2 separate regions of the Mus musculus genome follow, and region 1 is linked to region 2. A link is a loop called in an ENCODE intact Hi-C map of the cell type or tissue named here. Cell type or tissue: left cerebral cortex. All regions are shown on one strand. Links, peaks and the distances in the headings refer to the core of each region. The heading gives the core; the rest is flanking DNA. Region 1 overlaps Ptk2 (PTK2 protein tyrosine kinase 2). Region 2 overlaps Dennd3 (DENN/MADD domain containing 3).

Region 1 (8,000 bases), core at 1-8,000, 330 kb before region 2:
CAGTCTACTGCTCTGTGCCAGATAGCACAGCCCACCTCCCCTTTCCCTATTCTTCTTCATCTTGAGGTCTCTGCTGGAGTCTCCAGATGCCTCACAGCCTCAGGTGGGTGTCGTTAGGAAAGTAACCAATGCATCTGAGTGTGCTGCTAGTCTATGTCAACTTGACACACAAACTACAGTTATCTGAATGGACAAAACCTCAACTGAGGAGATGCCTCCAGAAGATCCAACTGCAAGCAATTTTCTTAATTAGACTGATGGGGAAGGGCCCAGTCTGTTTCCTGGGTCAGTGATCCTGAGTTCTATAAGAAAGCAGGCTGAACAAGCCAAAGGAAGAAAGCCTGCAAGCAGCACTCCTCAATGGCCATTGCATGCTTTCAGGTTCTTGCCCTGTTTTGAGTTTCTGTCCTGACTTCCTTCGATGATGAACAGAAATATCAGTGCAAGCCAAATGAACCCTTTCCTCCCCAACTTGCTTTTTGATCATGGTGCTTTGTCGCTACAAATAGAAACCCTAATTAAGACATAAAATACCCTGGAATTGAACACAGTGGTCTCAAGTTCTCACAGCTCACAGGACTTCATAGTGTGTGCTCATTCTGCTGGCTGCTTGGGATCCACCTCTCTTCTAGCTTATCACTTAGATCATGGTAAGGATATAGTCAGAACAATTATAGTAAGAGACCACCTGGTCATACTGGTTACTATATATCCCAGAGGCACTAGTCATTGGCCCTGAGGCACTGTGTTGTGAGGAACCAGTGTTACCTAAGCCATTGCACAGGCCAGTCAGGAAATCCAATTCACAGACAGTCCTGAATCTTTTTTTGCTGGGGGTATAGAGTCAGGGTTTCTGGCTGTCCTGAAACTTGCTCTGTAGACCAGGCTATCCTTGAACTCAAGAAATCCACTACCCTGCTGTACTGGCTAATTTTGTGTCAACTTGACACAGCTGGCGTTATCACAGAGAAAGGAGCTTCAGTTGAGGAAATGCCTCCATGAGCTCCAACTGTAAGGCATTTTCTCAATTAGTGATCAAGGGGGAAAGGCCCCTTGTGGGTGGTGCCATCTCTGGGCTGGTAGTCTTGGGTTCTATAAGAGAGCAGGCTGAGCAAGCCAGGGGAGGCAAGCCAGTAAAGAACATCCCTCCATGGCCTCTGCATCAGCTCCTGCTTTCTGACCTGCTTGAGTTCCAGTCCTGCATCCTTTGGTGACCAACAGCAGTATGAAAATGTAAGCCGAATAAACCCTTTCCTCCCCAACTTGCTTCTTGGTCATGATGTTTGTGCAGGAATAGAAACCCTGACTAAGACAAATTGGTACCAGAAGTGGGGTATTCCTGTGACAACCTGACCATGTTTTGGGGAGGACTGTGGAAGGACTTTGGAACTTTGGGCTTAAAGATCCATCCGTTGTTAAGAGCTCTGTCGGATGTTGTGTAGGAGCTTGGAAGATAATGTTGAGAACAGTGCAGAAGATGGAGGTCTGGTTTGTGAAATTTCAGAGGGAAAATTAAAGACTCTTTTCAGGGCCATTGCTGTTTTGAATGTGAAGATTCTGTAGTTCTGGTTAGCTGGGGCTGAAGAATCAGCTGTGATTAACAAGATACCAGAACTACCAAAGCAAAAACTTTGTATTACTGGGACTATTGATGCTGGTTAGCTGGAGCTAAGAAATTAGCGGTGATTAAGAAGAGACCAGCATCATTGAGGTGACATCTTCTGGGAAGTGTTTTCTGAAAGCACAAAGAGGCTGTGTTCCAGAGATGGCCAAGGTTGTACTCCTGCTGCAGCAGGACTTGGTAATATGTAAGGGTCACCCAGGTGGTACTGGTTTTGAAGGCATGAAGGGGTCACGCAAAGCAGCTGAGGCTCGGCACTGTGAGAGGCCATGGAAGGCCATTGGTGAAGGTGCAGCCTCAGTTGCAATTGAAGGCCCAGGACTGAAGGGGTCATGCAGTGTTTTGGAGATGCCAGTACCATGAGATGACCACCAAGAGCAGCAGCAGCAGTGGAGTACAGGCATCTGGAGCCTAGAGGATGACGCATGTGCTACAAAGGGCCTGGCTGGAGAAGTGACCCAAGCCCTTGGAGGAGCCCAGAAGATCATGAGTTGGATCCCAGACATTGGACGGTTGGAGATTGACTTTTGTTTTTGATTGTGACTGTGCTCTGATATTTTCCCTCTTGAAGGAAGAAACTAGTTTAGTGGAGCCCACAGTTAAGAGACTTTTAATTGTAAAAAGACTTTGGATTTTAAAAGAGATTTATATTTTAAAGAGATTGAAAATTTAAGAATATGTAAAGACTGTGGGACGTTTAAACCTGCTAAGTCCATGCTAGCACCACCTGGCTAAGTCCAAGGATGGATTAAAAGGCAGTTCTACACAGGACAAGCCCTTCTTTACCTGTACTGCCTAAAACTGGGTAAATGTTTATCTGTGATAGCAGAGTCTTTCTATGTATCTAGGCTTGTTTTCCATTTTTTTCCCCCGACACAGGGTTTCTCTGTGTAGCTCTGGCTGTCCTGGAACTTACTCTGTAGACCAGGCTGGCCTAGAACTCAGAAATCTGCCTGCCTCTGCCTCCCAATTGCCAGGATTAAAGGTGTGCGCCACCACTGCCCAGCTAGTCTAGGCTGTTTTAAACTTGATCCTATCTCTACCTCTCAAGACCTAGGATAATAGGTACATGCAACTGTAGCCGACCTTTGCTATGTTGTGGGTTCTTTTCCTCACCCTTTATTCACCAGTTTCACCCCCTATCACTAGATAAGAGAGAAAGAAGGATAGTGGGGACAGAGACATCCCTGAATCCAATTAATTCTGTTTCTCTTTTTAAATATGAGTATGCTGTAGCTGTCTTCAGACACATCAGAAGAAGGCATCTGATCCCATTACAGATGGTTGTGAGCCATCATGTGGTTGCTGGAAATTGAACTCAGGACCTCTGGAAGAGCAGTCAGTGCTCTTAACTGCTGAGCCATCTCTCCAGCCCCAAAGTTGAAGCTCTTATTACGCTATATATACACATATGTATGTATACACCCACACATACATCTACACATACATGTATAGTGCTTTATTTTTAACTGGAATGAGCACTTCTTTAAAATACTGGAGCTACAAGACTATTTCATGGCTAGGGACATATCACAGTTGGTAGCATAATTCCCCAGTAACGTATCAGCCATGGTGGTACATACCTATAATCCTAACACTTGGTATCTAAGGTCATTCTTGGCTATACAGCTAGTCTGAGGCAAGTTTAGGATAGGTTAGAGAGATGCTCTCTCAAAAACCAAACCAAACCAAAAGACAACAACTACTACTACTTCTACTCAAGATTAATCTCTGCCCTGCCGTGCCCTCAAAACTATTTCACAATTACAGCTGTTTAACATGCTACTTACCTTGATTAAAAAAAAAAATCATTGATTGAATATCTAAATGACTTAAATTGTTAGTGTAGTTGTTTGACTGCACACCTCCCTGCTGGGCAGGGATGTCTAAACATGTGAGCCCCATCAGGTGGCACTGTTTGGGGAAGGTTTAGGCCTTGTTGAAAGAAGAGTGTTACTGGAAGCAATCTCCACCTGTCAATATGCTGCCCTATCATCATGGACTCTACACTCTGCAACCATAAACCCTAAATAAATGTTTTCCTCTATAAATTGCCTTGGTCATGGTGTTTTAACACAAGAAAAAGTAACTAATATGGCTGGCTTTTAGATTCTGCTATGTAGCCCATGCCGGGTAGGAAACCCTAAACTTAACTGATCCTCCAGCCTCAGCATCTTTTTTTTTTTTTTTAAAGTAAGGATTAAAAAGTTTTGGGGCTGGTGAGATGGCTCAGTGGGTAAGAGCACCCGACTGCTCTTCCGAAGGTCCGGAGTTCAAATCCCAGCAACCACATGGTGGCTCACAACCATCCGTAATTGAGATCTGACTCCCTCTTCTGGAGTGTCTGAAGACAGCTACAGTGTACTTACATATAATCAATAAATAAATCTTTAAAAAAAAAAGTTTTAAAGTAGCCAGGCGGTGGTGGTGCACGCCTTTAATCCCAGCACTTGGGAGGCAGAGGCAGGCTGATTTCTGAGTTCGAGGCCAGCCTGGTCTACAGAGTGAGTTCCAGGACAGCCAGGGCTACACAGAGAAACCCTGTCTTGAAAAACCAAAGGAAAAAAAAAAGTTTTAAAGTATGTGTGTCCAAGTGTATATGAGACTACAGGTATCAGGTATGTGTCACCCACTATACCTGGGGGGAAAAAAACACCTCTCTCTTTTTTTTCTTTTTTAAAGATAGATTTACTTATTTAATGTCTATGAGTACATTGTAGCTGTCTTCAGATACACCAGAAGAGGGCATCAGATCCCATTACAGATGGTTGTGAGCCACCATGTGGTCACTGGAGATTGAACTCAGAACCTCTGGAAGAACAGCCAGTGTTTCTAATCAGCCCAGCAAAACCCTTTAATTTTTAGTGTTTCTGGGGAACCAACCCAGGACCTCCTGCATGAAAAGCAGTGTACACTCTATCACCCCTCAGGGAACAAGGTATGAAGAATGGCTCTCCAAGAACTTGCTTTGCATGGTGCTTTTTACTCCACATGCCATCCACTTACTAAATGTTAGGACAATTACTGAGCCCCCCTGTTCTACTCTTGCTGTGGGTACAAAAGAGATCTTTGCCCTACGTGGATGACAGTGAAGTGAAAAGAGATGGTGGACACATGGAGCACACATGGAGGAAATCCAGCACATTGTATGAGAGGCACCCCTAAACATGGCCAAGGTGAGCAGACCTTTAACAACAGTGTCTGTGGGCTGGGCTGTACTCATAGGCCCAACAGTAAAACACACACACAGTATGAAAGTATCTGTTCTCAGAGCATTCTGGATCATCTAACAAGGTACACATGTGTAGAATAGAACTATAGGCAGTTGCATGGATTCTGTTTTAAGGGCTAGCTGTTTAAAGACAGTTTAGGTATTTCTGCCCTAAAAACCAGAAGAAAGACATCTTGCTTGAACAAGTTTTAAATGACTATGAGAAAAGTTGTAATTGTGCCCAGCATTGTGTCATCCTGGGACTTGGAAGCAGGAGGTAGTTTAAGTCCATCTTTAACAACTAATGTAGCTGTTACTCTAATTCTTACTAGACAGAGTACAGCTTCACTGCTAAAAATCTGTTATCAGTAACAGGACAGTGATCTGCATCTATGAAAATCTGGAACATGGCATATTTTGACAGTCTTAGATAACTTTCTTGTGTTTTACAGAAAGGTCATTCTATTCCATATCATGAATGTCAGCATGCCTTGATGTCTTTCAATAAAATGTGGGAGGCTCCAATATAGAATTTGGGACCAACTCTGGGGACAGTGCAGGCAGGTGCTTACCGGACCCTGAAAACTCCCGTCTTCCCTGTCGATGCTGCCTCGAGAGAGCCTCACATCAGGTTTCTGAAGATCAAAACAAAGGCCAAAATAATTTCATTAATATGTGTATGTTACTGACATATTCACCCTCTACAGCAGCAGCTTCCGGCTGGTCTTCTCGCCTGTACCCAACATCATCTCAGTGTCACTGTGACACTGCTCCCAAGTGGCAACCACTTCTTGGATCTGTGATGGTAAGCCCACCATTGTTTCTTTCGGTGTTGGTAATGTAACTGAGGCTCATGAACATGTGAGACATGTGCTCTACCACTGAGCTTATGGTTAGCCCACAGTGTCAATCTTTAGGTGATCTTAAATGATTTCTATCTGAATTCTGTAAATATTAATAACTCTAATTACATATTTATTTAGTGTGTATGTGTGAGTGTACATGTGCATATGCACATACTGTGGTGTGTGAGAGGAGGTCAGGATAGCCTGAGAGAGTTGGTTTTCTTCCTAAACCACGTGGGTCTCAGGGATCAAGCTCAGCTCCTTATCAACTGCTTTTATCCACTGAGCCATTTTGTGTGCCCCTTCTTAATTTTCTGGTTAGGGCCCTACATTTTTTTTTTTTTTTTTTTCCTGTTCAGAGCCATGTGGACTGGTCAGAGCGGCTTCTTATGGCTGGAAGGAGATCTGCTGTGCAGTTTGGGGTCTTGCACTGTTTTCATTTGTTGCTTCCACCTGTGGGGCATTGAATCAGGATTGAGGGATGCAGCAACAAACAGCTTAAAATCTGGCCAAATAGGAAATTTTGGACAGTACTATGAATAGAACTAGTCAACTTCCAGGTAACAGAGTCTATGTGCTCACAGTAGGGAAGAGTGTAGCTCACAAACGCTGCCCAGTTCACCACAAGGGGACATCATGGATGTCTTCATAGAAACTTGGATAGACATTTTTTTTTTTTTTTTTTTTTTTAGGATGCCAGAGTTTATAAGGCAGCCTGGGCCAGTCAGACAGCTCAAGGCTCATGTTGCCAGAAAATGCAGAGAGCTTTCTCCCTGGAAGCCTGTAAGGGAGGGGGAAGGGATTGCCACAGTAGGCTATTCTCTGGCAGGCAGCCCTTTGCTACTATTCCCTAGTTCCCTCATTGGTTTTCCTTCATTCGGACTGAGTGGGTCCTCTGTGAGAGGAACAGAGTAGGCTTTATGTAGTCAGGGCTTCCACATTTAAACTATAAAAAGTCCCCTTTTTAGTACAATTCTGTTCGTACAGTAATAAGAAGCCTAGTCACTATTTTTAAGCAGTGCTCAGAGGAAAACAAGGCTTCTCATCAGACTGCAGCTCCAGCAGCCCTGGCTGCTAGCACTCTGGCAAAGGAGTCCAGTAGCAATTACAGTAGGGATTCACATGCACAGGGCATCTGAGTAAGGCCACAATCTTGAGCTGGGGAAAAGAGAGGGGACACGGCAGAACAAGGAGCATTTGCTGTCAAGAGGGCATGTGACCTCAGGCAGGATCTGTTGTCCTCAAAATTATCCTGTGCAGGACCATGATCTGACAAGAGACCTCTGACCCACCCAAGCAATTGGTAAATGATTCAGTGGATGACAGTAGCCGCAAACAGCAGCTACTTCCAAACCTAGTAGGAGTTCTGGAGACCTAAGTCTTCCAAGAACAGTTACTGTGATCTAGTGGAAAATAATTCAAACAGTACTATAAATAGAATTGGTCAACTTTGAGGTAATAGACTCTGTCTGCTCATAGTAGGGAAGAATGCAGCCCACAAATGCTGCCCAGTTTGCCCAGTGACACAGTGGATGTCTTTAGAAGCTTCTACAGAAACTTGGACAGGATTTCTTTCTTTCTTTTTTTTTTTTTTTAAAGATTTATTTATTTATTATATATAAGTACACTATAGCTGTCTTCAGACACACCAGAAGAGGGAGTCAGATCTCGTTACGGATGGTTGTGAGCCACCATGTGGTTGCTGGGATTTGAACTCCGGACCTTTGGAAGAGCAGTCGGGTGCTCTTACTCACTGAGCCATCTCACCAGCCCAGGATTTCTTTTTAAGATGCCAGAGCTTATATGGTGGCCTGGGTCAGTGAGATAGCTCAACAGTGAGAGGGCTTGTGATAAACCTGAATCTGAGTTTGCACCCCCCCCCCCGCGCCCCCAAGTTCCACTATGGAAGGAGAACCAACTTTTCTATGTATATACAGTGCACATACACATGAAAACATTTCAAAGAAATAACAAGATTGGGCTTGTATATTTCACTAGAAATGTCATTTTTCTATTGATTTTTTACTTCATGGGAGGATTGATCTCTAGTGGTCTACACACTTGATAAGACCCTCCTTTTCTGCAGACATACTACTCTGAGAGAAACATACTACATTCAGGCTGCTGGAACCTTGCCGATCCAACAGAGGGCAGCTCCAGTAATGTCTTTTAGCATAGTCTCTTTAAAGTCGCTACAAACTCTCGCTAGTGCCTCTGGTTCAGCAGTCGCAGGTATTCAGGGATTGGACAGATGAAATGTGCTCCAAGAAGATAACATGGCTATGGTGCAGGAGCCCACAGGCATGTGCAGATGAAAGCAGAT
Region 2 (16,841 bases), core at 4,504-12,503:
TCAGAATGCCTGTGGCACTTAGCTCCGGTCTCTTTAGTCCTGACCTTTCGAATCTTTGCAGTGGGAGTACTGGGCTACCACTGCCCAGGCCACTGTTAAGGTGACAAATGCTTCTAAAGGCTAGGCCCTACTTAGCAGGCATATCTTGGCTTTGGTTATCAGCTTAATCTTCAAGGGCCCAGTCCTAGCATTTTTACTTAATATTCATAGTTTTAAAAACATAATTGTCCCATGGAGAATAGTTACTGCCTCTCTGGGAACAAATGGACTCTTCTTTACCTCTGGGGTATTGGGAATGCCCTGGAAGGGGCATGTAGGTGTTGCGGGAAATAATAATAACAAAAAATGAGCTGGCATGCACCAGCAACTCTCTTACTGGTGGGCTGGCCGGCCCTGCAGTAGCAGGCAATGGTCGACTTGTTTTTATCTCAAGAAGACTCTCTGGCCTGGAGCTCCTGGAACATCTCCACCCAGCTTGCTAAGTTCCTCCTGGTGGGTTGCTACCACACTAACCCCAGGCTTCAAATCCCCCATGACCTTTGTGGTACACATCAAGCAAACCCACGTTTTGCCATCATACCTTTCTCTCTTGAACCCAGACGAGCCACCTCCGTGAAGAAAGACACAACACAAACTTAGTTCTGAAACAACAGTAACTCAATCACTAGGCACAACAACTAAAATCCTAACTTGGAAGCCTTATTAAATCTAAATCCTCCAGGGGCAAATCCTGACAGATCCACCATTGGAACCCAGAGACACTCGTAATTACATCTTGTCCTCATGTTGTGCCCACCAAAAACACCTAACTCTCTCCTGTTTCCTCTCTTCCTCTGTCTAACTCGGAAGTCCTTACTCGCCCAGTGATTGGCTCCTTTATTCCTTAGGGAATTGGTTCACAAGAGCAGCACCAGGCCCATCCACAACACATGGGTTCTTGTCCAAGACACACAAAGCTGCCCTCAACAGTGTTATGGGTGCCTCTGCCTTTTCCAGGACCATGCTAATTACATGCATTTTCCCTTGTTTGTTTGTTTGTTTGTTTTTTAGTTCTCAAAGTGACCCCTAAGTCAACATATATGTTCAAGATCCCTGATATCCACTTCCCACTGGAGAGCCAGTGTGTTCAGGCATACTATACAGACTTCGTCACTCTCCTGAGCAAGGCCATGGCGCTGTTGGGTCCTGGCGACTCTCTGCTCCTAGCCAGGTACTTCTACCTGCGTGGTCTTCTCCATCTGATGCAGGGACAACTGCTGAGTGCCCTCTTGGATTTCCAGAACCTGTATAAGACCGACATAGGGATCTTCCCGGCTGATCTGGTCAAGAGAACGGTGGAATCCATGTCGGCCTCTGAGCGGGCCCAGGCCGAGCGGACGCCTGAGCTCAGGCGGCTCATCACAGAGGTCTTTGATAAGCACGGCGAGGCCCCCAAGGCAGATGACGCCGTGAAGAACTTCGAACTGCCCAAGAAGCACATGCAACTCAATGACTTTGTGAAGCGAGTCCAGGAGTCGGGGATCGTGAAGGACGCCGTCATTATCCACCGTCTGTTTGATGCACTGACCTTCGGTAAGAGCGCCCCACAGCATCCCTGGGTACCAGTGTCCCCCAGGTCTGCAGGTCAATAGCTGTAATTCAACCTCCTAAAGATTCAAGGTATAAAAACGAGCTGTGTCCTCACTGAACATGGACACTGAACATGGACAGGCTTTGTTTTTTTCCTTGTCACTGTTCCCTAAGGCATGGCTGCTTAAATTCGTACTCATAACCGTTTTCACCCAAGAGATTCCCATGAGACCTAGGTAAATCAGAGGAAGTGCAAATAAGTGCAAAGCAAACACTGACTGATAATAAATCACAAGGACGTGTATTTCTAACTATGTTGTATACAATATGATATTAACATTGGTTGAAGAGAGAAGCAGGACTGGGATATAGTGCCTGTCTAGTATGCTTGAAGCCCTGGGTCCAACTCCAGCACCTACAATAAACTAGGCATGGTGGCTTACAACTATAATCCTAGCATGAGAGAGGAGAGATGGGAGCGTCAGAGGGTCAAGAATACTTGGTTACATAACAGGTTTGAGAACAGCCTGGGCTGTGTGAAGCTGTCTTAAAAATTTGTATTTTAGGGGGCTGGAGAGGTGGCTCAGCAGTTAAGAGCACTGACTGTTCTTCCAGAGGTCCTGAGCCATCATGTGGTGGCTCACAACCATCTATAAAGGGATCTGATGCCTCCTTCTGGCCTGTGGGTGCATATGCAGCAGAGCATTCATATATAAAATAAAGAAAATAGAAAAAAATCTATTTAAAAAAAAACAGATGAAAGCAAATATCCCACATAAGGAGATGAATGTACTTATTTATTTTCACAAAGAAAGTTAAATATTTTATTTCTATTTATTCTTAATTTATGTGCATTGGTGTTCTGCCTGCATGTATGTTTGTGTGAGGGTACTGAATCCCCTGGAATTGGAGTTACAGATATTTATGAGCTGCCATGTGGTTGCTCATGTTGGAATTGAACCTGGGACCTCTGGAAGAGCAGCCAGTGCTCTTAATTGCTGAGCCATCTCTTCAGTTCCCCCAACACCCCCAACCTCTGTTTTTGATACAGAGTCTTGCTGTATACTTCTAGCTGTCCTGGAACTGACCAGGCTGACCAAGTTGCCCTCAAACTCACAGAGATCAGCCTGCTGCCGCCTCTTAAGTCGTGGGATTAAAGGCATTCACACTCATACCTGGCCAAAAGTTAAACAGGTGGACATTGTGCCTCATGTCTGCAATCTTGGCACCTGGAAGTTGGAGGTAGGAAGAACTGTTGAGTTCAAGGCCAGGCTAGACTACATAGTGGGTTTAAAGTCTGTCTGGGCTACAGAGTGAGATTGTCTTAAAAGAAAAAAAAATCTTGTAAAATCTTGACCAAATATTTGATTCTGCAGGGCATAGCCCATCTTCAGGGTTTTTCAAAGTTGCTATTTATTTTGATTTTGTAATTATCAATGCTTAGAATCCCACTTTACATTAATACTTCGTAAAAATGGTAGCTGTCTGAATGGTTAGTTTCAGAAATTATCTGAAATTCCATCCTAATTCCAAGCCAAAATTCCCTTAATGGTTTTCTTTAAATCAGCAACTCAAATTTAAGTCAGCGACTCAAGCTTAAAAAGCAATTTTGAGGTAAAATATTCTAAGACAGTGCAATGCAAAGATATACTAATTTGCTATTTACGTGCTGAGTAACGACAGTAAGAAGATATTAAAAGTCTCTTTTTTTTTCCCCTGTAATGAAACCAGTATGTGTCTGTAAGAGCAGAAAACTTCATATGTTAAAGACACTTATCACTCACAACACCCACTAGCTTCAAGTCCAAGTCAGCGTCTTAGGCAGCTTTTGCTGGTGTTTATATGGCTGGATGGTATGCGCAGCCAAAGTGCACACACGTTCAGAGTGAGGTTGCATGATGCAGATGGCTGACTTACACGTGAGGCTAGCTGCCTCTGCAGAGGCATCTCACCCGGTGCTTACCCGGTGACTACACAGCCATGGCTCAGCTAAAGCACTCACGCATGCCCAGAAGCACAGAAGCAGCGTGCCAGGTGCCAGGAGAACCCACCTGACTAAGAAGGCTTTCCCGTCACCACGAGGCCCTTGTTTCTTGGGTTTGGCTTTGCTCTGTGTCCCCAGTGAAGCACTGCCCCCAACCCAGGCTCTGCTTTCTGTTCTGCTTAAAACCTCTGATGACAGATGTCCCCCTCCACACACACAGCACGCAGCAATGTTGTACACTCACGGATTGTGTCCTGCCATCTGTGGAAGTTTGCGATCCTAATTTATTTCTCACTGAACCATGTTACCTGCACTGACACACACATCTGTTCTGTCTGCTGGCCATGGGGAGGAAGCCCAGCTCGTCTATTGTCTTTTAACTGGGAAGGTCCTGACACCTGTCCCTAGGGTCTGTGTAAGCTGGTTCCTCAGCTTAGAGCCAGGAGCTTGGTTGAGCTGAGTGCCAGCACCCTGACCGAGTGCCCCCCACTGCCTGACAGTGCCTGCCTCACTGCCCCAGTGGTCTGCCTGTCCCATGTGAGCTAACACCGCCTGGCTTGTGTCCTCACTCATCTGATCCCATGCGAGCACTTGAATTTTGCATTCACCGGACTCTGCTGGCCACCCAGGTTCAGTCAGCCTGTCCGTTAAGTTCACCATCTGCAGATAGAAAATATCTGGAGAATGAATGTGCTTTCTACTGAGCATGTGCGATGTTTTTCTGGTCATCATTCCCCAAGCTGTAAACTTGAACTTCCATGATGTTGGGCACACGACCCTGAAAGGGCTTAGAGCCCACAGGAGGGGGTGTGCAGTTTCCTGTTAACACCACGTCACTTATAGGAGAGACTTGATATCTGCATTTCCGGAGGAATAACTGTTTTGGGAGAGACAGAGATGATGGGCCACCTGTCACTAGCCAGGTGCAGTAGAACGCATACTTCTCAGGCCTCTGTGGGATAGCCTGCACTGCCTGGGGTCAGGGGGTGTGGACAGCTATGCGTGTGCTACTATGTGAAGGGAGACAAGGCATTCACAGAAAGACCCTGAGGGGCCTACGGGCACACTTTTCCTCTTCCCAATGTGTGACCTCATAAGGATGTGAAGACTCTAAGGGTCCCCTGTCCTCCAGGGGCCCTCTGTGCAATGGCCTGAAAGGAGTGACTCAGACTCATATGGTTATCATTCTCTCATGGCACCAGGCTGAGCATGTCTGGTGGTCCCTCTGCTCGTCCTCAGCGCTGGTATGGCCTGGTCACCTAATTACTCAATGGCTGGTGGACCCTGGTGTAGGAAGAAAACCTGCCTTTCAGTGCCTTTCTTCCTCCTCTGTATGTGGTGGCATTTGACATCACCCCCTAGGTGCCTGGGAACCTGGGAAGTGAGTTGCACCTGGGCATCTTTTGTTCTGTAGTTGTGGACCTGGCCGATGAGCTGTCAGTGGCCTTCAGTTATGTGGTTCCTTAAGTGGAGAAGGGGCAGGACCCCACTGTCACTGCTATGCGTGTTTTAGTTAAGTGGAGTGGCCACACTGAAAGTAGAACTTGGCAAAGCTGAGTGTTCCCATCTGTCTTAATTAGGGTTTTACTGCTGTGAGCAGACACCATGACCAAGGCAACTCTTATAAGGACAACATTTAATTGGGGCTGGCTTACAGGTCCAGAGGTTCAGACTATTATCATAAGGTGGGAGCAGAAGACTGACTTCCGGGCAGCTAGGGTAATGTCTTAAAGCCCACACCCACAGTTGACATACCTACTCTCACAAGGCCACACATCCTAAAACTGCCACTCCCTGGGCCAAGCATATTCAAACCACCACCCCATCTTAGAGTGAACTCGGTGAGATCCAAGTGTACACATGAGGACTGGGGCATAGCTCAGCAGAGAGCTTCGAGACTGGTAGAGGCTAGGCCCAGCCAGTTTCAAAGACCATTGGAATGGTTAACTAAGAAGTATAGATTATATCATTTTGTCTCTGGACATGTGCTTTTGATTTTTCATTACATGTCTGGGGCTACAAGTTCAGTCACAATTAAAAAGTACAAATAGGACAGATTTCATTTTCATTATCGGCCTATAACTTCAAAGAATCTAAAGAATGCCTCCACCAAAGCAAACACGTTTATATAAGACAGTCTGCTTTTAGGCTGGCAGCGTTTGCAGTTTTAAAGCACTCTAGACAAACAAAATATCTGAACTGGTCGTTTTATGAATAGCAAATACTAATACTCCCCTTACTCTCTCATTTCATCTATGCTATAACATAGGAAAAGTTATTTTAATCTATTTACTAAATTCTATTCCCCCAGGGCTGTACCCTCTATGACTCCTGTCTTTAAACCACATTTTCAGAGAGCTCTAAGCATACAGTAAACAGAGGCCTTGAATCTGTAACCAATCCTGGCTAGTGGGAGTTTGTCAACTGTTTCTGAGTTTACCCTGTTCCAATTATACTGTCTGAATATGTTTAGGGGCAGACACCCCAAGAAGATTCCAGGAATAATGGCCTCATTTAGTGTTTATTGTGATCTCTAGGGCGTAAGGAAGGCTCCCAAATAGGAACAGATGCTTTTCTATCCCTAAAAGCAGAAGGGACAGTAAATTTAGGACGTTCCTAAAAAGAGTCAGACATAATTTTCTCGGGAAAAGACACAAAATGAATCATAACACAGAAAGTCCCCACGTGTACAACACTCAGAGACCAAAACCTAAAAGTGAGAGACAGACAGACAGACAGTGGTCACAGCATTCGGCTCAGCTTTGCTGGAACCGTGTCATACAGCTGTGCTGGCTTCACGACTTTTGCCATCTCCAAGAGACATGGCTGTGCCACAAGACCCTGGGTTCAATATCCAGTGCCCCAGTCCCATCCAAAAGAATATAATTTTAGTATTTAGAATGCTCATACACGTTTGTTCATGTGAAGCCCGGTGCTGATGAGAATACACATTCTGCACTGCAGCTTCACAAGGACTGGCTGTTCACTCCCTGTGCCACCTTCAGTGTCTGTAGCTGGCTCTCATGGGGATGCTGCCTGGAGGCTGCTGGGATGAGCCGGGGCTGGGCTGTGGAGGGAGGTGGGTGACAAAGTGGAGATCCACAGGAGTGGGCATCCTGTCCGTGGGTGTGGCCATCATGCACCTGCAGACTATTGCGGGTTGTCAGACAAACTGAGCATGCGTGTGACCATGTGCGGACATAGTGGCTGTGGGCATGCGCAGGGCTGGGGAAGCACGTGGGAGTGTTGTGGCATCCATGGCTAGCTGGCGTGCTGGTTGCAGGTGGGAGAGGGCTGCCTTCCATCTAATGGGCTGTCCCTAGTCTTGTTGCTCCCATTGTGCATGTCCAGAGCACAGGAGCCCCTCACTTCCAAGGACAGGAAGGCCACTTGTCTATAAGAGGACATTTTGGGTGGTGGGTGCAAAGGCCTTACTGTGTGCAGCCCCGTTGACTGCTGTGGTGTGGGTGCTCAGAGGGTCTGTCCTCAGGGACGCACATGAAGGGTCCCTGGCTCTTTCACTCTCTCGGGCACTGGCGTGGTCTCGCCTTCCCTGTTCTGTTTTATGGTCTCTTCCTGCACCACATATAACTGAAAGACCTCTCATGTGATGTCTGATGGGCGTAATGTGTGCTTATGGTTCGTTTGAGCTCTGTTAGTCTGCACCCCGGGACCCCAGTAGGCTGTTTGTAAGGTAGCAGAGGAGGTCTCCAGCTGGGGATGCCTATCGAGCTGTCAATCACCTCAATGGACTCCTTGTTTAGTGTAAAAGGATGCAGAGGCTTGTCCCATGCACGGGGTCACCCCATTCCCTGTTATTTGTCTTCCTTAGTCGCTTGTGTTAAACATTATACAGGTGAGTGCTGTATCCCTGCCCCAGGTGAAATTTACTTTCTCATTGGATGGATCCAGTGACTTCAAAGCTTACATGGGGCTTGGGGTGTAGCTTAGTGGAAGAATATTTGCCTAGCATGGGCAAGGTCCTGGGTTCACCCCCAATCTCTGCAAAAGAAGAGAAGAAAATTTAAAATACATATTGCTCAACTACTTTGACTAGTAAAGCATAAAGAAAAAGAATTAGAAATGGCGCCACCTGGTGGACATACCCATGCATACATTCTGGTACTACCTAACTGATGACAGATCTTCCTTGTTAGACCACCTTCCTGTGGCCCCCAGCTGCCCTTGTTATTTGGAAATTTCCTTAATCTTTTGGAACCTCTCACATCCTCCACAGCCTGCACATGGCTGTAAGGTTACCCATCACACAGTGGCAGCAAAACAGATGTACCAGGCAATTGTCACCATGACACTGTTACCACGCAGGAACGATGATGTGAACCCAGTGGGACTTTGTCTACCTCAGACCTGGGCCTCTGAAGGCTGGACACAGGGAGGCTGGGCCTGGGGAGACACACAGGTTCTGCGTAAGCAGGAACCAGCTGGCAGCGGGCAGGGTCTGTTCTTCCTCCTTTGGTTTCCTAGTTTACAGATGGGGGCTCTGAGGACGTGCTGGAGTTGTCTGTGAACCACACAGGTTGGGTGTTGGCAGGTGCTGGTAGTTGAATTCACTGGTGCCCTGAGGGAGGTATGTAATGCAGCCAGAATAGCCTGCACTGTCAGGGAAGGCCGTGTATGGCGCTGTTTGCCTGTGTGTTGAGGGCAAGAGGAGAGCTATTGTGGTATAATAGTTAGGATGAGCAAATAACAACATGGCCTGTTGGGGAAGTGCTTGGTATGGCTGGGGTAGGATGTGAAAGGAAAGAGTGGACAGTCTGGGGGAACTTGAGGTCTTATGTGGCTGAACAGTCCAGAAAGGTTTGAATGAGGAGCAGGAAGGTTCACTTATGCTTTAAAAAGCAATTGTGGGGGCTGCGAAAAAACCCAGAGGCAGGGACGGCAGCAGAGAGGAGTGTGGCCTATGCACGAACGAGGGCTTGAGACACACCAGAGGACAGAGCAAAAGACAGGCTCCGGACACATAAGCTAGGCGGGGATAGGCGTGTAAAGTGAGCAGTTGGCAGGTGTCAGAAGCTGAGTGCAGGTGAGGGCTCTGGCCCAGAAGAAAGGAACTTAAGACCAGAGGGGGGCTCTAAGCCACGCACGGGGGAGCAGGACCTCAGAATACAGCAGGAACAGAAAATTGGCGCTCAGTGAGTGTCAGGCCAGCCTCAGAAACTGCTCAACTTTGCCTCAAAACAGCGTCCTTGTTGCAGTTACTGTGACTACCTGTAGTAAGTCAGATTGCCCTCGCTCTGAGGGCTAGAAGGGACAGATGTCCTCTACCTAAATCTTCTGCCCCACAGCTGGGACAGCCAAAGGCCCTCCATCCATTCACAGAGTCCTGGGCACTGGTGCCACCTGCTGCCTGGCTTGGGTAGTGCCTGCCTAAAGTCCCTGGTGCTGATGATAAAGTTTCCTCCTTAAACTCAGGACACGAGAAGCAGATTGACCCGGAGACCTTCCGAGACTTTTACACCTGCTGGAAGGAGACTGAGGCAGAGGCACAGGAGGTCAGCCTGCCCGCACTGCTCATGGAGCACCTGGATAAGAACGAGTGCGTCTACAAGCTGTCGAGCTCTGTGAAGACCAACCGTGGAGTGGGCAAGATCGCCATGACCCAGAAGCGCCTGTTCTTGCTCACCGAGGGGCGGCCCGGCTATGTGGAGATTGCCACCTTCAGGAACATAGAGGTGAGACGGTCCTGGCGCCAGATGCAGCCAGTCCCCAGGCCGCCGGGTGTCCTCTGGCACCTTCTGCACAATGGGCCTTTTGTGGCCCAGCTTGCTCAGCTCATATTACACACACACACACACACACTCTTTTTGAGACAGGATGCTGATACCCAGCCTGGCTTTGAGTTTGCAGTCTTCCTGCCTCGGCCTCCTGAACATTGGGGTTATAGGTATGTGCTGTCATGCTTGGCCATATTCATTTTTTTTAATTTAAATTAAAAAATTATACATATGAGTACACTGTCATTGTCTTCAGACACTCCAGAAGAGGGCATCGAATCCCATTACAGATGGTTGTGAGCCACCATGTGGTTGCTGGGAATTGAACTCAGGACTTCTGATAGAGCAGTCAGTGCTCTTAACTGCTGAACCATCTCTCCATCCCCCTTGGCCACATATTTATTTATTTATTTATTTATTTGAGACAAAGTCTCTCTATGTAATCTTGATTGTCCTGGAACTACATAGAGCTCATGGGATTAAAGGCACGGGCCGCTATGCCTAGCCACATTATATTCGTCCAAAGGAGGAGGTCTGAGATGTATTGGTGTGTGTATGTAATCCTGGCACTCTGGAGTCAGAGGCAGGAGAATTGTTGCAAATTTGAGGCCAGTGTGGTTAACAGGAAAAAAAAAAAAAGGCTGGTCTGAATTGGGAAAAAAAGGCTGGTCTGAATTGGGACCGGATGATCTTATTTTGTGCCTTATAGTTAGTTACATTTACTGTCCCAAACTTGAAGCTGCCAAGTGTTCTCAGTCTGAGTGGTCACAGCAGAAAGATGGACCGAGACCAGTGACCACTGGATTGCCACACAAGGCCTACAGCTGTAGTCCCTGCCTGACTTGCCAGCTGGCTCCAGAAGTCCTCAGGCAACAGTAAAAGGTTGTAACAGGCACTCATGTCTGGCATTATGGCTAAACTCACCCTGTGTGGTGGCTTCAGGCCACTTGTTCTGTCTGCCATCAATCCAAGTTGTCTTTGTCCCGCAGGAAGTCAAAAATAGCACCGTGGCATTTCTCCTCCTGAGGATACCCACCTTAAAGATCAAGACGGTGGCCAAGAAGGAAGTCTTCGAGGCCAACCTCAAGTCGGAGTGTGACCTCTGGCACCTCATGGTGAAGGAGATGTGGGCCGGAAAGCAGCTGGCAGATGACCACAAGGTCTGTCTGAGGTGGGGAGGTCCTGTGGGCATGGGTGGCACCAGGTCCTGAAGGGGGCATCCAGAGCTTGCAGCACTTGGAAGGAAGAATTATGCTGTCTGCAGGGACACAGAGGCTGTTGTCCTGAGACCATGTGGCCTTTGGGGTGTGAGAGGACATATGGGCTTCATTCAGTGCCCCTCTGTGTACACTTAGTTCTGGTGTCTTCCCAGTGAATGTGGGTAGGGTTGTCTAAATGGGGAGGAAACCATGTGTCAAACAAGCCAGGTGTGGTGGCATGTATCTACCTCCTATCCCAGGACTCAGGAGGCTAAGCTGGGAGGGTCTGGAGTTGGAGGCTAGCCTGGACCATAGAGCAAGACCACGTCTCAAACAATCACGTAGCCAAACCAAAGTAAATGGACCAAGGCTACGAGCAGAGAACTCGCACAATGGAGCTGCTGGTAAGGGTATGCAGGGACTTGTAGCCTCACCAGTCACCAGAGAGATGCAGACGGCACTGGTGCCTACCTTTGGCGCATCTTAGGAGAATCGGGCTGTCTCGTGGCAGGACAGGAAGGTGGCCACTTGGGATGAGTTATTGCCTGTCATGGATCAGAAGTGGATTTGGATCCTCTCTAAGGTTCTGTATTTCATGAGCCCCGGCTTAGATGGTCAGTTCCACACCCACTGAAATACGATATGCAGATTAGCTATGCAATGGGGAAAGCCCACGGTGGGACCATTTCCACTCCTGTCACCGGCTACAGTCACAGCCAGCTGTTGCTTTATGAAATGCCCCTGGCTATCATAGTGTGGTTGGGACAGGCATGAGGGGGTCACGAGCCCCTGCCTGCCAGCATTTAGGGAAGAGAATGTGCTGGCTCTAGGAGTCAACGTCGAGGACTTCCCGTAACTAGAGAAGAAGATTATGTGACACAAACTCCAAAGTCTTCATCCATTCGGACCCTTCCCGTTGCCCTGACAAACACGAGAGGAGGAGTACTGTTCTCTTCAGTGAAGCAAACGCTAGAGAGACCGTCAGGATTCGCACTGGGCTGACACGCAGCTGCATCTCTCCTAGGACCCACAGTACGTCCAGCAGGCACTGACCAATGTCCTGCTCATGGATGCCGTGGTTGGCACGCTGCAGTCACCTAGTGCCATTCATGCTGCCTCCAAGCTGGCCTACTTTGACAACATGAAGAAGAAGTGTAAGTTCTGTTGCTGAGCCGTGCTTCTGTTCTAAGAGGCTGTCTCACTGGAGCGTTTCTTCTGGTTGGCATCTGTCACTGAGAATCCACCCAAGCTTTCTTGCCTTCTGCTTTTACTCTTTGGGGAGGGGGTAGGTCTTGCCCAGCTGAACACAGTCTCACAGTACTCATGCCTTAGTCTCCTGAATGCTGCTGGGATTACACACTTAGCTATAATTTTTTTGTCACTGTTTTGTGTGTGTGTGTGACTTGTGGACACACATACCATGTCACACAGGTCAGAGGACAACTTGTTGGAGTCAGTTCTCTCCTTCCACAATGTGGGTCTTGGATTTGAACTCGGATTACCAAGCCTGGAGGTAAAGTGCCTAAACTCTGAGCAATCTCAAGGGCCCTGGTTTGTCTGGAAGAGCACTGTTGTTCATTTGTTTGCTTTTTATTGCTTGAGATGGAATTGGTCTAGCTTAGGCTACCCCGGAACTCAGCATATAGCCCTGGCTGGCCTTGAACTCACAATCCTCCTGCACCAGCGAGTGTTGCGATTTTTTTATAAGCAGTTTTAGGATTTTTTTTTTAATATCACTTGTTGGCTTTCGTCCTCCCCTTCTTTATTTCATCTTGGACCTTGTAGCTCCTTGTTTTTTAGAATACACATGCTCCTTTTTTTTTTTTTTTTTTTTCCTGGTGTCCCATTTTACATTGTAAACTGCAGGTCCTGATCCTCAACTGAAGAATCCTTTGTCTGGCTCAGCACACTAAATGTCTGGAAGGCTATAACTAAGAGCCTCTCTGGTCAGTGTTGGGGATGTGTGTGGTCAGAACCACACGCCCTGGATAGCCATGGCCTCTCTGCACTTGACTGGCCTGTTAACAGATGGCAAGGGTAGCCCTGAATGCGTCTCCCTTCCCTTCCCTCCCCTTCCCTTTCCCCTTCCCCTTCCCCTCCCCTCCCCTCTCCCCTCCCCTCCCCTCTCCTCCCCTCTCCCCTCCCCTCCCCTCTCCCTTCCCCTCTCCCCTCTCCCTTCTCCCCTCTCCCCCCTTCCCTTCTCTTTCTCTCTCTTTCTCTTTCTCTTTCTCTTTCTCTTTCTCTTTCCCTTTCTCTTTCTTTCTCTTTCTCTCTCTTTCTCTTTCTTTCTCTTTTCTTCTTTTCTTTTCCTTCCTTCCTTCCTTCCTTCCTCCCTCCCTCCCTCCCCTCCCTCCCTCCCTCCCTTTCTCTCTGTCCCTCCTTCCTTCCCTCCCTCTCTCTCTCTTTCCCTTTTTCTTTCTCTCTCTCTCTCTCTTTCTTTCTTTCTTTCTCTCCCTTCCTCCTTTTCTTTCTTTGATTTAGTCTTGGGTAGCCCAAACTGGTCTTGAACTCTCTCTGTAGCTGAAGATGGCTTGAAATTCTTGATCCTTCCGCCTCCACCTCCCAAGTATTGGCTTTACAGCTATCAGTGGCTAAGCCCAGCATCTTTTTATCTTTAAAGGCTAGGCTCCTGGGACAGAAATCTCCAGCCTCCTTTCTGTTCGTTTCTCTTTGGCTCTCACATTCTGAAGCCATCCTGAGGTCAGGGTTTCAAGTCTAGGATCAGTGTGCTAACAAGATGTCTTGAGCCTTCTCGGCTTCCACTGTTTCCATTTTAAATGTCCTCCTGCAGCCTCCAGCTTTAAGACCAGCATACTAGAAATAGCAAACCTACGGAGGCCACAAAGAAAGTGTAGCTTAAACGACAATAGGAAGTTCATTTTGGAGCACAGGTTGGTGAAGTAGGGATCTCTGCCACACTATCCAGGTCCTGTTGATACTGAGATATCACTCTTGTTCTGGACCCCTTTAAGCTGTGACTTCCTAGGTTTAGGGTACTTGAAGGGCAGTGCCACCATCCCTGTGATGGCTGACACACTCACGCTCTGCAAGAGGAACCCCCACACTGCTCAGCACCTCCTTCTGTGCCCCTGATGGCCTGTTGGTTCACTATCACCGTGATCTCATCTGTCCAGGGTGTCTCCCGTACCCAGGAGCCTTCCTGACTCCACCCTTTCACTCAGCCCAGTGTTTCCTCAGTGCCTCCGTGAGGAGGCTTGTGCTGGCCCTTTCCCTTAAGGAAAATGTATTGATGGTGAGGTGTGCTGTTTGTGAGTGGATGTACGCGTGCCACGGTGAGTGTTCATGCAGGTGTTGGTCCTCACCTTCCGCCTGGCTTCAGGTGGGGCCCTGTCACTTTTGTCACTTACTGCTGTGTACACCAGGCCAGTTGGCCCACAAGCTTCTAGGGAGTCTGCTGTCTCTGCCCTCTGTCGAGCCATAGGAACAGGAGTTGCAGGGGCTCACCCCACCCGGCTCCTGGCTTACCATGGGTCCCCATACTCATACAGCAAGCAAGCATATATATAACCCATTTCTTTCTTTGTTTTTATTTTATTTGTAATTCACTTCATATCCTGATTACAGCCTACTTCCCTCCTCTTGTCCCAGTCCCACCTTTACAAATCCCTCCCCTGTTGTCCCCTCTCCTTCTCTGCAGGGAAGGGGAGCGCTCCCTTGGGTACCACCCACCCTGGGGCATCTAGTCCCAGCAGGTCTAGGCACATCCTCTCCCACTGAGGCCTAACCAGGCAGTCCAGGTAGGGCAAGGGGATCCAGTGGCAGGGAACTGAGACTGAGATAGCCCCATTCCACTTGTTAGGGCAACCATCTGAACATCAAGCTGCACCTTTGCTACAGATGTGTAGGGGGCCTAGGTCCAGCTCCTGCGTGCTCCCTGGTTGGTGGCTCAGGCTCTGTGAGCTGCCATGGTCGCTGGTTAGTTGACTCTGGATCTTCTTGTGGTGTCCTTGACCCCTCCAGCTTGCTCACTTCTATCCCCCACTCTTCCACAAGACACCCCAAGCTCTGCCTGATTTCTGGTGTGGGTCTCTGCATCTGTTCCCATCAGATGTTGGATGAAGCCTCGCAGGAGACAGTTAGGCTACGCTCCTGTCTGCAAGCAGAGCAGAGTATCATTATAGTGTCAGGGGTTAACTCGGTCACATGGGATGGGTCTCAGGTTGGGGTAGTCATTGTTTGGCTGCTCCCTCGATCTCTGCTCCATCTTTATCCCTGCACATCTTGTAGGCAAGACAAACTCTGGGTTGACAGTCCTTCATTTCTTTAGTGGCTACGGTACTGTGTTGTTTGGCAGCATTACATACTCTCTACCCTTCATCTGTAGTGGACACTTAAGTTGGATCTGCCTTCTGTCTAACAAAGGAAGGCTGCTGTGAATGTCTGTGAAGTGTGTGTCATTTCATCTGTCTTGGGTGTGCAGTCAGGTTTTACAAACAGCTGTCCAAGAATTAGAAAATGACACCTTGGCTTAGCTTCACCTTTCCCTTTGTAATCTGTGTCACTGACTGTGTGGCCCTGATGCTTTCTGGTCATAGAACCTGTTCCTGAGCTGGGACAGAAGCCAGGAGGCTCAGGTGTCCCCAGGTTGCCTGGAGACCCATTGAGCCCTCTGGGAGCTCTAACAGTTTTGGGTCTCAACAGAACTGCTCCTGTGCTCAGATGAGAGTAAACTCAAATAAACAGTACACTTCAGCTGTTTATACAACTTTAAATGTACTCCTCCTCGGTGACAGCAGTTCATGGCCTCTGTAAACAGTTTACAGAGTTGCCATAGTAACACCCAGCACACAATCTGTCATCATCACCTTGTTCCCAGGACGCAGGAGGAGCCATCCGAGCTCAGGTCACAGCACGACGAATTCCTGATCCTGGTTTTAGCAAATCCAGAAATACCTTCTAATGCATGGCTTAACAAAGTGAGGACTCACGACATGAGATCCCAAGCTTAATTTGGAAACATGGAGTCCACCTGTGATGGCAGGTCTATAAATATACAAATGAAAGGACCCGAGTCAGTCACCTGAGGCAGCAGGTGGAGAGGCAGTGGCAGAGGGTCCGGCCATCACTTCCTGCATTGTTGGAACCCAGGAGCCATGCTGGAGGCCTAGTGACTGGCAGGTTGCTGTTCTTCTACAAGCAAGGAACAGGACTTGGTTGTTTCTTTTGAAAAATGAGGACAATAGCAATCACATCAGAAGTGAAAGGCCACCAGTGAGTCCCTAAGGCATAGCCTCTACTGCAGTGCAGGGGATCCAGGGGACAGGAGGAAGTGCCTCAGGGTTAGTGGGAAGGCCATTCAATCTGGCAGGTGGTCTCAGAAACCTCCAGGGAAGGCAGTTTTAGCGCTGTCTGGAAATGTGTTTGATTGTGCAGAAAGAGGTGCAAGTGTGGTGTCTTGGTCATGTAACTAGACTAAGTGTCCATTCACAGATGAATGCGACCTCAAGCTGGCAAGCTGGCTAACTAGGTAAAGGCACTCGCTGCCAAGCCTGGTGGCCTGAGCTCAGTTTCTGAGATCCGCGTGGCTGAAGGAGAGAACTGACTTCCACTAGTGCTTCTCTGATTTCCACACACGTCCTGTGGTGTGCACACCAGGGGCCACCTCCAATGCTACTCTCCATAACAGTTTTTCCAAGAGCGCCCTCTTGAGGCCGTGTACGATTTTACAGTAAACTAACAGGCAAGCTTTACTTGCTGTCCCTCTATCCTTGAACCGGGTAACCCAACTCTCGTGCCTGTGTTTCAGCACCCATGGCGGTCCCAAAGACAACCTCGGAGACCCTAAAACACAAGATTAACCCTTCAGCCGGAGAGACCGCTCCCCAAGCCATTGAAGTCCTGCTGTATACTCCAGGTATCTTGGTTGGGATGAACTGTCTAGACTTGGGTTGGAGGTCAGCCTGGCAGCGGCAAGGGGAAACCCCCTTCTAGAAACAGCGAGGGCCGGGCGTGGTGGCGAACGCCTTTAATCCCAGCACTTGGGAGGCAGAGGCAGGCGGATTTCTGAGTTCGAGGCCAGCCTGGTCTACAAAGTGAGTTCCAGGACAGCCAGGGCTACACAGAGAAACCCTGTCTCGAAAAAAATAAATAAATAAATGGCAGACTCTGAATTGGTCAGTCTAAATTCTAAAAAAAAAAAAAAAAAAGAAACAGCGAGGGTGCTTTCTGTCTATAGGACAGGGTCCTGACCCACAAGGGCAAAACTCTTATGGCCACTCTGCCCTCCTGTCCGTGGGGCACCTTATACCTGGGCAATGACTTTGGTGGAGACCGGAATACTCACTCGTCCCCTGCCCTCTATGGTATGGGACATTTCAGGTGCTATGTGTTGCT

Evidence for each region. A loop is a pair of places that touch in the nucleus more often than their neighbours do. Peaks named below come from ENCODE experiments on the same cell type or tissue, not always from the same donor. Only the 100,000 strongest peaks of a DNase experiment are listed, where the experiment ranks them.
Region 1: it touches region 2 in a loop (3-fold over the local background); 3 of 42 quality-filtered maps call a loop at or near these places.

The regions. Positions count from the first base shown.
Region 1 is chr15:73,216,403-73,224,402 of GRCm38, forward strand. Ptk2 (PTK2 protein tyrosine kinase 2) reads right to left here. Exons shown (of 35, transcript NM_001358046.1): 29 at 5,405-5,467. Among named protein-coding and RNA genes, the nearest start is that of Mir151, 34 kb to the right of the region's middle. In left cerebral cortex, for the core only: CTCF peaks have their summits at 4,372 (motif pointing right) and 7,851 (motif pointing right); DNase peaks (open chromatin) are centred at 6,530 and 7,947; H3K27ac peaks cover 982 bases.
Region 2 is chr15:73,546,071-73,562,911 of GRCm38, forward strand. It overlaps Dennd3 (DENN/MADD domain containing 3), which reads left to right. Exons shown (of 23, transcript NM_001081066.1): 13 at 1,051-1,572; 14 at 8,987-9,246; 15 at 10,278-10,448; 16 at 11,512-11,641; 17 at 16,255-16,362. Among named protein-coding and RNA genes, the nearest start is that of Dennd3, 42 kb to the left of the region's middle. In left cerebral cortex, for the core only: CTCF peaks have their summits at 7,657 (motif pointing left), 7,859 and 8,918 (motif pointing left); DNase peaks (open chromatin) are centred at 6,100, 6,225, 6,682, 7,648 and 2 more places; H3K27ac peaks cover 1,305 bases.